2 separate regions of the Homo sapiens genome follow, and region 1 is linked to region 2. A link is a contact called in ENCODE Hi-C or POLR2A ChIA-PET data. All regions are on one chromosome and are shown on one strand. The core of a region is the stretch at or near the end of the contact, and the rest is flanking DNA. Distances in the headings are between cores, read along the strand shown.

Region 1 (5,131 bases), core at 1,291-3,790, 250 kb before region 2:
TTTTTCAAGTTCCCAAACAGGCACAAAGGCATCCCTGCCCTCAGGAGCACAGAGCTCCCGGGAGAAAGGAGACAAGCCCACTCCATGTAGGACACACATCAAGGAAGTGAGTGCAGCCCAGCACAGTGGGGTATGGGGGACACTTCCTGGAAGGAGTGACTTCCCAGATGAGACCTAAGGAGAGCTGCCGGGTGCTGAGGGATGCGGCCAGTGCTCCTCCTCCCCAGCCATCCCCTCCCTCACCTCCGTGGCAGCAGAAGATCTTTTCGTCCACTATGGCCGCGATGGGCAGGCAGTTGAAGCAGTCAGTGAAGGTTTTCCACAGTTTGATGTTGTAGCGTCTCTTGCCTGCCCAGGGGGAGGTGGCTGTGAGGTGCCTGCCTACCCCACCCTCAGCCAGGGTCCCTGGGCTATTCAGCCGTGGCTGGGAGGAGAGAGTCAGGCACCGATGCAAACCACCCCCCACCCCTGCCACCTGTCAGCCTTCCAGGAGCAATTCTAGTTACTTTTTATTTTAATTAAAGAAGACAGGATCTGGCCAGGCGCAGTGGCTAAGACCTGTAATCCCAGCACTTTGGGAGGCCGAGGCGGGCGGATCACCTGAGGTCAGAAGTTCGAGACCAGCCTGACCAACATGGAGAAACCTCGTCTCTACTAAAATACAAAAAAATCAGCCAGGCGTGGTGGCGCATGCCTGTAATCCCAGCTACTTGGGAGGCTGAGGCAGGAGAATCGCTTGAACCCAGGAGACGGAGGTTGTGGTGAGCCGAGATCACACCATTGCACTCTAGCCTGGGCAACAAGAGTGAAACTCCGTCTCAAAAAAGTAAAGAAACAGGGTCTTGCTCTGTCACCCAGGCTGGAGTGCAGTGGCAAGATCATAGCTCACTGTAACTTGGAGCTTCTGGGTCCAAGGGATCTTCCCGCCTCGGCCTCCTGCCAGAAGTAATTCTAAAGCACCCGAGTCCACTGGAAACTAAGTTCCAATCTGGACCAGCCTCAGGGTTGGCACTCCTCGCATGCCCCCACCCATGAGCCGGGCCAAGTCCAGGTCTGGTTTATCTCAGCTTCTGGACAGCAGAGCCCATCTGCAAACATCCTAAGTGCTTAGTAGCAAATGTAGGGGGAGTGTCACCAGGCAGGGCCCTGGGGGAAAGCACTAGAATCCGGGCAGCCCTTCAGTCAGCAACCATTCCCCAGACCCCATGCCAGGAGGGGCAGGGCAGGCACGAGAACGGACCTGGGCCCCGCCTTCGTGGAGCGCACAGTCTATCAAGTGTCTGTCAGATATCAGGCCAATGTGAAGGTCCCACTGAATGGCAAAGAGTGCGGTTCAGGACCCGGGCAGCCCCAGACGCTCAGACCACTCACACTCATCGTAGAAACCATAGATGCGGTTGATGCTGGCACACTCGTGGTTCCCACGGAGCAGGAAGAAGTTCTCGGGGTACTTGATCTTATAGGCCAGCAGCAGGCAGATGGTCTCCAAGGACTGCTTGCCCCTGTCCACATAGTCCCCCAGAAAGAGGTAGTTGCTCTCGGGAGGGAAACCGCCATACTCAAATAGTCGCAGAAGGTCGTAGTACTGGCCGTGTATGTCACCTGTGACCCAGGGAACCGGGTAAGCTAGATGCAAGGTCTAGACCTGAACCCAGGGCCAGGACTGCGCTCAAGGGAGGAGGGCTCCAGGAACTCTGTGGGGTCCAGTGCCACTTTTAGGAAGGCAAGGGGACCTGGGCCGGGGGCTCACCGCAGATCTTGAGGGGTGCCTCCAGCTCCAGAAGAATGGGCTGGCTCAGAAAAATCTCCCGGGATTTCAGGCACAGACCGCGGATCTCGTTCTCTGTCAGCTGTACATTCTTGCCAGGCCGCGAGCCCTGCACTGGGGCGCAATGGGGTGTCAGGACCCTGGACCCTGACAGGAGGAGGGTGGGCGACACGGGTGGCCCCATGGATACCTCCGGGGGCGCCTAGGCCTCCTCGGCCCCTCCTTGCCCACAGGCAGCTGTTGCTGCTGAGCCTCCCGGGACCGCGGCCTCAAGCCTCCCAGGGGAAGCCCCCAGCTACCCTCAGCGCCTCGGGAGGCGACTGTCGTGCGCAGGGGGCTGCCACCAAAAACCTCACAGCGCAGGACCCCTTCCTGGACCGGGCTTCCCGGGTTTCTCCCTCGCCCCAAGAGCCCAGGCAACCCGTGCGCCCCCAGCCCGGGAGAGGGGGGGAGCTGCTCCGCGCGTCGGAGCTGGCCCCGGACCTCTCAGGCGCGTCCGCGGGGGGGCAGCTGCGGCCACGGAACCTCGCTGCCCGTCCCCGCCCAGTCTAAGCTGGCCCCGGGGGCCCGCCCGCGCGCCACTTCCGGGCCGGGCAGGGGGCCAGGGCGCGGCGGACGCGGGCCTCCCCCGCCCCGACCAACCTTCCAGCAGGCGCCCGATGATCGAGTCCAGGTTGAGCTTCTCGCTGTCGGACATGGCGGCGCCGCCGCTCCAGCCCAGCAGCTCCTGGCCCGCTCCTGCCTCCCGCCCTCCGGCAGCCTCCTTCCGGCCTGGCTCTCCTTCCGCCCGCCCCAGTCCGCCCCCGGCCCGCGGCCCCGCCTCCAGGCCTCCCGGGCCCGCCCCGCCCAGTCCCCCGCCCTCTAGCGCCCCCGCTGGACGTGAGGCGCGGCGGCCCGGGGGGCGGGGCCTCGGCGGCGGGCTGGGGGCGGGGTCTGTCGGGGGCGTGACCAAGCTGGTTACGCCCCAGAGGAGGCGCCCAGCCCTGTTCAGAGGATGTGGGGCCGGAAGGACTGTGGAAGTTGTTTTTCTCTTTCAAAAGCCCAACAGACTTTCCCACCCCTTCCCTGGGTGGAAGGTGTTGTGAACATGTTAATAACCGGCTGCTAGGCACTGAGGGTTAACTGCTCCAAGTGCAGGAAAGGAAACTGAGGCTCAAGAGATAAAAACAGCCTGGACCTCGCATTCACGGAGGACCCCCCACTTCTTCGTGGGTCTCTGTGGCGCCCAGGCGGCTGACCACACTCAAAGACAGCTACGGCTGAATTCCCAGCGCACTTTGGTCCTTGGGGCATGCTAAATTAATATTTTCTTATAAGTCCCATAATTCGCTTTTTTTTTTTGAGACAGAGTTTTGCTCTGTCCCCCAGGCTGGAGTGCAGTGGCGCGACTTTGGCTCACTGCAACATTCACTTCCCGGGTTCAAGCGATTCTCCTGCCTCAGCCTCTGGAGTAGCTGGGATTACAGGCGTGCGCCACTGTGCCCAGCTAATTTTTGTATTTTTAGCAGAGGTGGGGTTTCGCCATGTTGGCCAGGTGGCCTTGAACTCCTAACCTCAAGTGATCCACCCCCCTTGACCTCCCAAAGTGCTAGGATTACAGGCGTGAGCCAACAAGCCTGGCCCCATAATTAGCTTTTGAGTAGCACAGTAATATTGCAGGGTGTGCACATAAAAATAATTACTTTATGAGCAGACGTGGCTGGGCACAGTGGCTCACGCCTGTAATCCCAGGACTTTGGGAGGCCTAGGCGGGCGGATCATTTGAGGTCAGGAGTTCGAGACCAGCCTGGCCAACATGGTGAAACCCCATCTCTCTAAAAATACAAAAAGTTAGCTGGGCATGATGGGAGCCTCCTGTAATCCCAGCTACTTGGGAGGCTGAGGCAGGAGAATCGCTTGAACCTGGGAAGTGGAGCCCAGGCGACAGTGCGAGACTGTCTCAAAAAAAAAAAAAAAAAAAAGAAGAGCAGACGATAAATGAACCTTAATTCTTGTTGGAACCCTGAGTTGGTGCTTTACATGCCAGTAACCTCAGAACTGGAAGTGGGCCTGCCGTGGTGGCTCAGGCCTGTAATTCCAGCACTTTGGGAGGCTAAGGCGGGATGGTCTCTTGCGTCCAGCCTGGGCAACACAGCGAAACCCTGTCTCAACAAAAAATACAAAAATTAGCTGGGCATGGTGGTGCGCGCCTGCAGTCCCAGCTACTGTGGAGGCTGACGCAGGAGGATCTCTTGAGACCAGGAGGTGGAGGTTGCAGTGAGCCCAGATCGTGCCATTACACTCCAGCCTGGGTGACAGAGCAAGACCCTGTCTCAAGAAACAAACATGAAGTCCAGGCGCAGTGGCTCATGCCTGCAATCCCAGCACTTTGGGAGGCTGAGGTGGATGGATCACCTGAGGTCAAGAGTTTGACCAATGTGGCAAAAACCCTGTCTCTACTAAAAATACAAAAATTAGCCGGGCATGGTGGTGCTTGTCTGTAGTCCCTGCTACTTGGGGGGCTGAGGCAGGAGAATCACTTGAATCCGGGAGGTGGAGGTTGCAGTGAGCTGAGACCGCGCCACTGCACTCCAGCCTGGGCAACAGAGCGAGACTCTGTCTCAAAAGAAACAAACAAAAGAACTGGAGGTGGCCCGGCCCCTGCGTCTAACAGTCCTGGGCCCTCCACACCAGCACAGGAACTCAAGCCTGCAGTCACTGGGGCCATGGGGAAGGTGGGAGGAGCCCACAGCTCAGGGGCACTGGGGCAGGCAGGAAGAGCCTCAGAGAGGAAGGGGTGACACCCCCCACCCTTGGGAGGGGCCCCCAGCGGTTGCCAAAGCTGTGTGAGGAGGAGGAGGAAGTGAGAGGAGGAGGTGAGGTGCTGCGGGAGGTGAGCTGGGCTGGTGGGGACAGGGGCAGGGCTTGGGGCTGGGTCTCCGGACAGAGGCCTGGCTTTTCTGTCAGGGCAGGGCCTAGCCCCTGCCCCCATAAAAGAGGAGACATAGGGGGCTTGGTGAGATACCCTGAAACCTCCCCCCTCTGACCCCGCAGCCAGGCCCCAGGCTGGCCGGGAGTGGCCCCTCACACTGGTTCTCCCCACTTTCTCTGCCTGTGGCATCGAAGGCCCCGGGCACCATGGCCCAGGCCCTGGGGGAGGACCTGGTGCAGCCTCCCGAGCTGCAGGATGACTCCAGCTCCTTGGGGTCCGACTCAGAGCTCAGCGGGCCTGGCCCATATCGCCAGGCCGACCGCTATGGATTCATTGGGGGCAGCTCAGCAGAGCCAGGGTAAGGGGGCAGGGTGAGGGCTGGCGGAATGCTGGGACAGAGGACAGGGGGCTGAGGGCTGAATTCTGGAGGGAGGCCGGGAGGGTCTGGTGGT
Region 2 (5,543 bases), core at 1-2,500:
CGGGGTCCAGGAACCCTCAGAAACAGCAGCCCCCAGTCCTGGCAGTGTGTGCGCGTGTGTGCATGTGTGTGCATGCATGTGTGCATCTGTACATGTGTGCGTGTGCATGAGAGCATGTGTGTGCGTGTGTGCACTCACATGTGTACGTGACAGCATGCGTGTGTGCGTGCGTGTGTACATGTGTGTGCATGTGCATGAGTATTGTGTGCATGTGTGCATGTATGTGTACATGTGTGCGTGTGTGCATGAGAGCATGTGTGCGTGTGTGCGCATGTGTGACAGCATGCATGTGTGCGTGTGTACGTGTGTGCATGTGCATGAGAGTATTGTGTGCATGTGTGCATGCATGTGTGTGTACATGTGTGCGTGTGTGCATGAGAGTGTGTGTGCATGTGTGTGCATGTGTGCATGTGCTTGAGAGCGTGTGTGCGTGCATGTGCGTGAGCATGTGTGCGTGTGTGTGTGTTGTGTGCACACGTGTGACCTGGCTCTGGCCCCACCTCCCTGACAGGCTGTGTGACCTGGAGAGATTCAGTGCCCTCTCTGGGCCTTGGCTCCACCCTGTGAAAGTCCTGGCCAAGGGCAGCTGTGGGGAGTGAGGAACAAAGGGCGGGCACAAGCTTGAAAATGGGCACATGGAGACCCCAGCATGAGTGAGGGCAGAGGATGGTGATGTCATGGGCATCATCACGGGGGCCAATTTCCTCACTGCAGTTGGGGAAACTGAGACCCAGAGAGGGGTCAGAGCTGTGGTTCCCCCCTGTGTCAGCATCCAATTAGATCATGCCTCCCAGCATCACCTCATTGCAAGATGCAATCAGATCACGCCTCATTACCCTATGCTTATAAAACCTGCCCCAGCCCTCAGCTCGGGGAGACACTGCTTTGGGAGCTGTCTAGGTGTTCTCCTTACTTGTTGCAAGAAATAAAATCCCCTATTAAATCCTCTTTAGTTAACACCCGCCAAGCAACTGAGCCCACCCGTTGTGTGGGTAACAAAACTCTGGCGACCCAGATGGGGCCGACTGGGATTCTGATCCTAACTTCTTGAGGCTCACTAAGGTAAAGCAGTGGGCCGCGGCACCTTCCCCGGGCGAACTCACCCACGTGGCCCCAGAGGGTTGAGGGTGACTCCCGGGGATCTTCTGCTTGCTGCGTGGCCCGTGGGGCTGTCACTCCGCCCTACCCCCGAAACAGCGGAAGCAGCTGCCTGGAGCTTTTGTTCTGTGCTGCTCCTTCAGGGAAGAAAGTGGACTTTGCCCCGTGGGTTGACTGAAAGGGTAAATTCTTTGGACCTAGCAGTGGGATCTCTAGACTTCAGCGCAGGGCACCTCTGCTTTCGGTTTCTGTCTGGCTCTACGTGCCGTGGGGGATTGAGAGGCATCTCTGGCCAGGCCAAGGGCAACCCGGATCCCGGATCTGGGTAGACAACAGTGGGACTAGTTTTGGGAATTCGTTTTTTTTTTTTTGAGACAGAGTCTGGCTCTGTCACCCAAGCTGGGGTGCAGTGGCGCGATCTCGGCTCACTGCAAGCTCCACCTCCCGGGTTCACGCCATTCTCCTGCCTCAGCTTCCTGAGTAGCTGGGACCACAGGCGCCCGCCACCACGCCCGGCTAATTTTTTGCATTTTTAGTAGAGACGGGGTTTCACCGTGTTAGCCAGGATGGTCTCGATCTCTTGACCTCGTGATCCGCCCGCCTCGGCCTCCCAAAGTGCTGAGATTACAGGCGTGAGCCACCGCGCCCAGCATGAGAATTTGTTCTTTTTTAGAGAAACAGAATTTTTCACAGGAGGCTGAGCTGCTCCATCTCCCAGAGCCCCTACTTGCCATACCCCGGGTTACCAGAAACAGGAGCTCTGCCATTTGATGAAAAAAATACTTTTTTCAGATAAATGTTTTTGTCATATCATCACACAAAGCGGGTAAAGTTGTATATATATACATACAACTTTTTACAAATATGTGATCATATGTACAAAGGCTAGAAGGAAATATACAGAAAAATATGTATTAAAATACTGGTTTTTTTTCATTGTTTTATAAGATACTCTACAAAACATTACAATGAGGTAGGACTATTTTAGTGCTAGAGAATCTCATTAAATGAATTTGTTCAAGAGCTTCTTTGTCAGCTGGGTGCAGTGGCTCACACCTGTAACCCCAACACTTTGGGAGGCCAAGGGGGGCAGATTGCTTGAGCCTAGGTGTTCAAGACCAGCCTGGGCAACATAGGGAGACCCTGTCTCTACCAAAAAAAAAAAAAAAATTAGGGTGGGCGCGGTGGCTCACACCTATAATCCCAGCACTTTGGGAGGCTGAGGCGAGTGGATCACCTGATGTCAGGAGTGTAAGACCAGCCTGGGCAACATGGCAAAACCCCGTCTGTACTAAAAATACAAAATTTATCCAGGCATGGTGGTGGGTGCCTGTAATCCCAGCTACTTGGGAGGCTGAGGCATGAGGCAGAGGTTGCAGTGAGCCGAGATCATGCCATTGCACTACAGCCTGGGCGACAAGAGCGAAACTCTGTCTCAAAAAAAAAAAAAAAAAAAAATTAGCCAGGTGGTGGCACACACAGCTGTGGCCCCAGCTACTCAGGAGGCTGAGGCGGGAGAATCACTTGAGCACGGGGAGTTGGAGGTAATCGTACCGTGAGTACAGTGAGCCGTTATCGTATGGCTGCATTCCAGGCTAGACAACACAGTGAGACCTTGTCTCAAAAGAAAATAAATAAATAAATAAATAAATAAATAAATAAATAAATAAATAAAGAGCTTCTTTGTCAATATCCTTTTGTGGGTATACATCATAGTCCCACAGTACTTCTTCAACCCAGGGAGATAAATGTGTATTAGTCTGAAGACCCAGGAGAGAATCTTCAAGACTTGGCACTGTCACTGATGATGATCTGCTTCCTTACATTATGACAAATGTATTCCCAGCTCCGGCTTGTTCTGCCTCATTAAGAGAATATTTGAAGACATTATTCATGATAGCAGCATCAGCATTTTGCAGAAGAAACCCTGGGGACAGATGTCTGCATGAAGCACCTTTATTCTGTGAATAAACTGGTATTTTTTAATGACCATTTCCTGCAACTGGCAAAAGTCTCCGTTCAGTTCTACTCCACAGGGTTGCACTGCTAAGCTATAAGATCACCCCATAAAGACTGTGCTGAGCCTGGAGCTGACGTCAGCCACAGCCTTTCCTGATTGATCAGGGAGTGCATGAAGATAAATGAACTTCAATTCCATGAGGGAGAAGGAACGAGCAATCGGTCTAAAGGTTCTGTTTGGTGTGAACCACCCAGTAGTTTCTGCTCATTTTCCCTTTGTCACATAATGAATCAATGAAGTCTTTATCACAAAGGAATGCGTCAGCGTGAATGGTGGGTTCTGGCTGCTGCTGTAGTTTTTGAAGGGTTAGATGTTCTGAGGAAAGCATGGTTTCTAGAGGCAAGCAATTCTGAAGGTCTTCTGCAGTGGGTTTTTTTTTTTTTTAATTTTGAGACAAGGTCCGGCTCTGTCACCCAGGCTGGAGTGCAGTGGCTCGACTGTGGCTCACTGCAACCTCCAACTTCCAGGTTCAAGCAGTCCTCCCATCTCAGCCTCCCAAGTAGCTGAAACTACAGGCACGCACCCAGCTAATTTTTTTTTTGAGATGGGGTCTTGCTATGTTGTCCAGTCTGGTCTCAAACTCCTGAGCTCAAGTGATCCACCCCCTTCAGCCTCCTAAAGTGCTGAGATTACAGGCATAAGCCACCACACCCAACCTTTCTGCTGTGTTTTTAAACACAATGTCTTTATTTCCTTCAGTGAATTCATCAAAATCTCGGGCAGTTTGCATCTGCTGGAGCAGTGCCGGGCGGTCGGCAGAGCCACAGTATAGAGCAGTTACAAGATTTCCTGCCTTGCCGAGTGAAATCTATGCCTTCCAATTTTTTTTAATTAATTAATTTTTAAAAAATTAGATTGGTACAAAAGTAATTGCAGTTTTTGCCATTACTTTCAATGGCAAAAACAGCGGTTACTTTTGAACCAACCTAATATTATAGAGACAGGGTTTCACCATCTTACCTAGGTTGGTCTCGAACTCCTAAGCTCAAGTGATCCACCCACCTCGGCCTCCCAAAGCGTGGTGATTATAGGCATGAGCCACCATGCCCGCCCCTCCCCACCAATATATTTTTAAAACTAGTTGAGTGTGGGCCAAGAGTTGTGGGATCTGTGTCACCACCAATCCCGCCTCTAAGCTGCTGGGTGGGTAATATGGGAAAACAGTAATTGTAGCAGGACTCCAGTGGCAGAAGCCATGCGGATAAACTACAAAAAGCAGAAGGGACACTGGGGATGCTGACATCTCCATTGGTTGAGATTACCCTTAAGGTATTGAGCAACTGTGGCCAGGTCCAGGAAGGGCAAAAAAAAAACAAAAAACAAAAAACAAAAAGGCAACACAAGACAAGAAGCCATCGAGTCTCTTGGCTACAACCAGCCAGTACACAAGAAACAGTTCACTGCGGCCAGGCGTGGTGGCTCATGTCCGTAATCCCAGCACTTTGGGAGGCTGAGGCGGGAGGATCACCTGAGGTCAGGAGTTCAAGACCAGCGTGGCCAACATGGCTAACCCTGTCTCTACTAAAAATATAAAAAATTAGCCAGGCATGGTGGTGGGCACTTGTAATCCCAACTACTCGGGAGGCTGAAGCAGGAGAATCGCTTCAACCCAGGAAGCGAAGGTTGTAAGCTGATATCGCGCCATTGCACTCTAGCCTGTGCGACAAGAGCAAAACTCTTTCTTGAAAAAAACAAAAAACAAAAAAACAAAACAGTTCACTGGAGATGATCAGCCATAAGTAAGATCCCTAGGGACCCCACTGCCCGGCCAAAGGGCCTCCCGCCCTTGAGAACACAACAGTGTGCATATTGTAAACAAGAGGGCCATTGGGTACTAGAGTGTCCTAACTGTCCCCAGTGGGTAGGGAAAGAAACTTCCCCGTCAATCAGCCCACCAGATGCTACAGTTTGCTAATAGTGACCAGAAGTGATGGGACTTGGGGACTCCTCTATGATCTGGGAACCCCTAGATCGGGTAACAATTGCTGTGGGAGAGACTCACGGGTTTTCCGACACTAGAGCCAAATTTTTGCCTGTCTCCTTTCTACCGTGTTCTTCCTAAAATTTAGGAAAGGGCTTCTGCTGTATGGGAGAGATAAATTTTAGCTAAAATTGTTAGTTGGACGGAGACAGAGTTGGAACTGTCTTTTAAGTAGTGAATTTTACCTGACCCATGGCTAAACCTTTAAAAGTTAAAGCTATAGGATCGTTATTTGTATCTGGTAGTATGTACACGTCCGGTTATATTTGGCTATGGTACCGAATTGGCTTATAAAGAAATGAGTACTCATAAACTAAGCAAATAAGACCAAGTGCTTTTCAAGTTCACATGACAGTAATCTTTTGGTGAATGGAACTAGTCTAAAATTGTTGGTTTGATGGGAATGGTGTGCCTTCTGAAATGTAACTTAAAGGTTCTTACTTT

Evidence for each region. Hi-C counts contacts between places; a loop is a spot of excess contacts on that map. ChIA-PET counts read pairs that join two places held with the same protein, here RNA polymerase II (POLR2A). Pooled maps may share reads with other maps.
Region 1: a loop to region 2 is called in a map of OCI-LY7, with 2.1 times the contacts of the local background. The contact joins the promoter of PPP1CA here to the promoter of ACY3 in region 2. A Hi-C loop is called at or near these places in 3 of 168 maps with a recorded cell type or tissue (HL-60/S4, OCI-LY7 and naive thymus-derived CD4-positive, alpha-beta T cell), 5 of 37 single-sample maps with no recorded cell type and 10 of 50 pooled maps. POLR2A ChIA-PET finds 5 or more read pairs at or near these places in 9 of 52 experiments (B cell, CD4-positive, alpha-beta T cell, CD8-positive, alpha-beta T cell and 6 more).

The regions. Positions count from the first base shown.
Region 1 is chr11:67,399,318-67,404,448 of GRCh38, forward strand. PPP1CA (protein phosphatase 1 catalytic subunit alpha) reads right to left here and starts at 2,541. Exons shown (of 7, transcript NM_002708.4): 1 at 2,411-2,541; 2 at 1,751-1,882; 3 at 1,372-1,602; 4 at 244-348. The coding sequence starts at 2,465. TBC1D10C (TBC1 domain family member 10C) reads left to right here and starts at 4,766. Exons shown (of 9, transcript NM_001369496.1): 1 at 4,766-5,037. The coding sequence starts at 4,886. RefSeq lists a silencer at 2,023-2,802.
Region 2 is chr11:67,649,480-67,655,022 of GRCh38, forward strand. It overlaps ACY3 (aminoacylase 3), which reads right to left and starts at 1,251. Exons shown (of 8, transcript NM_080658.2): 1 at 1,104-1,251. RefSeq lists enhancers at 1,323-1,402, 1,473-1,532.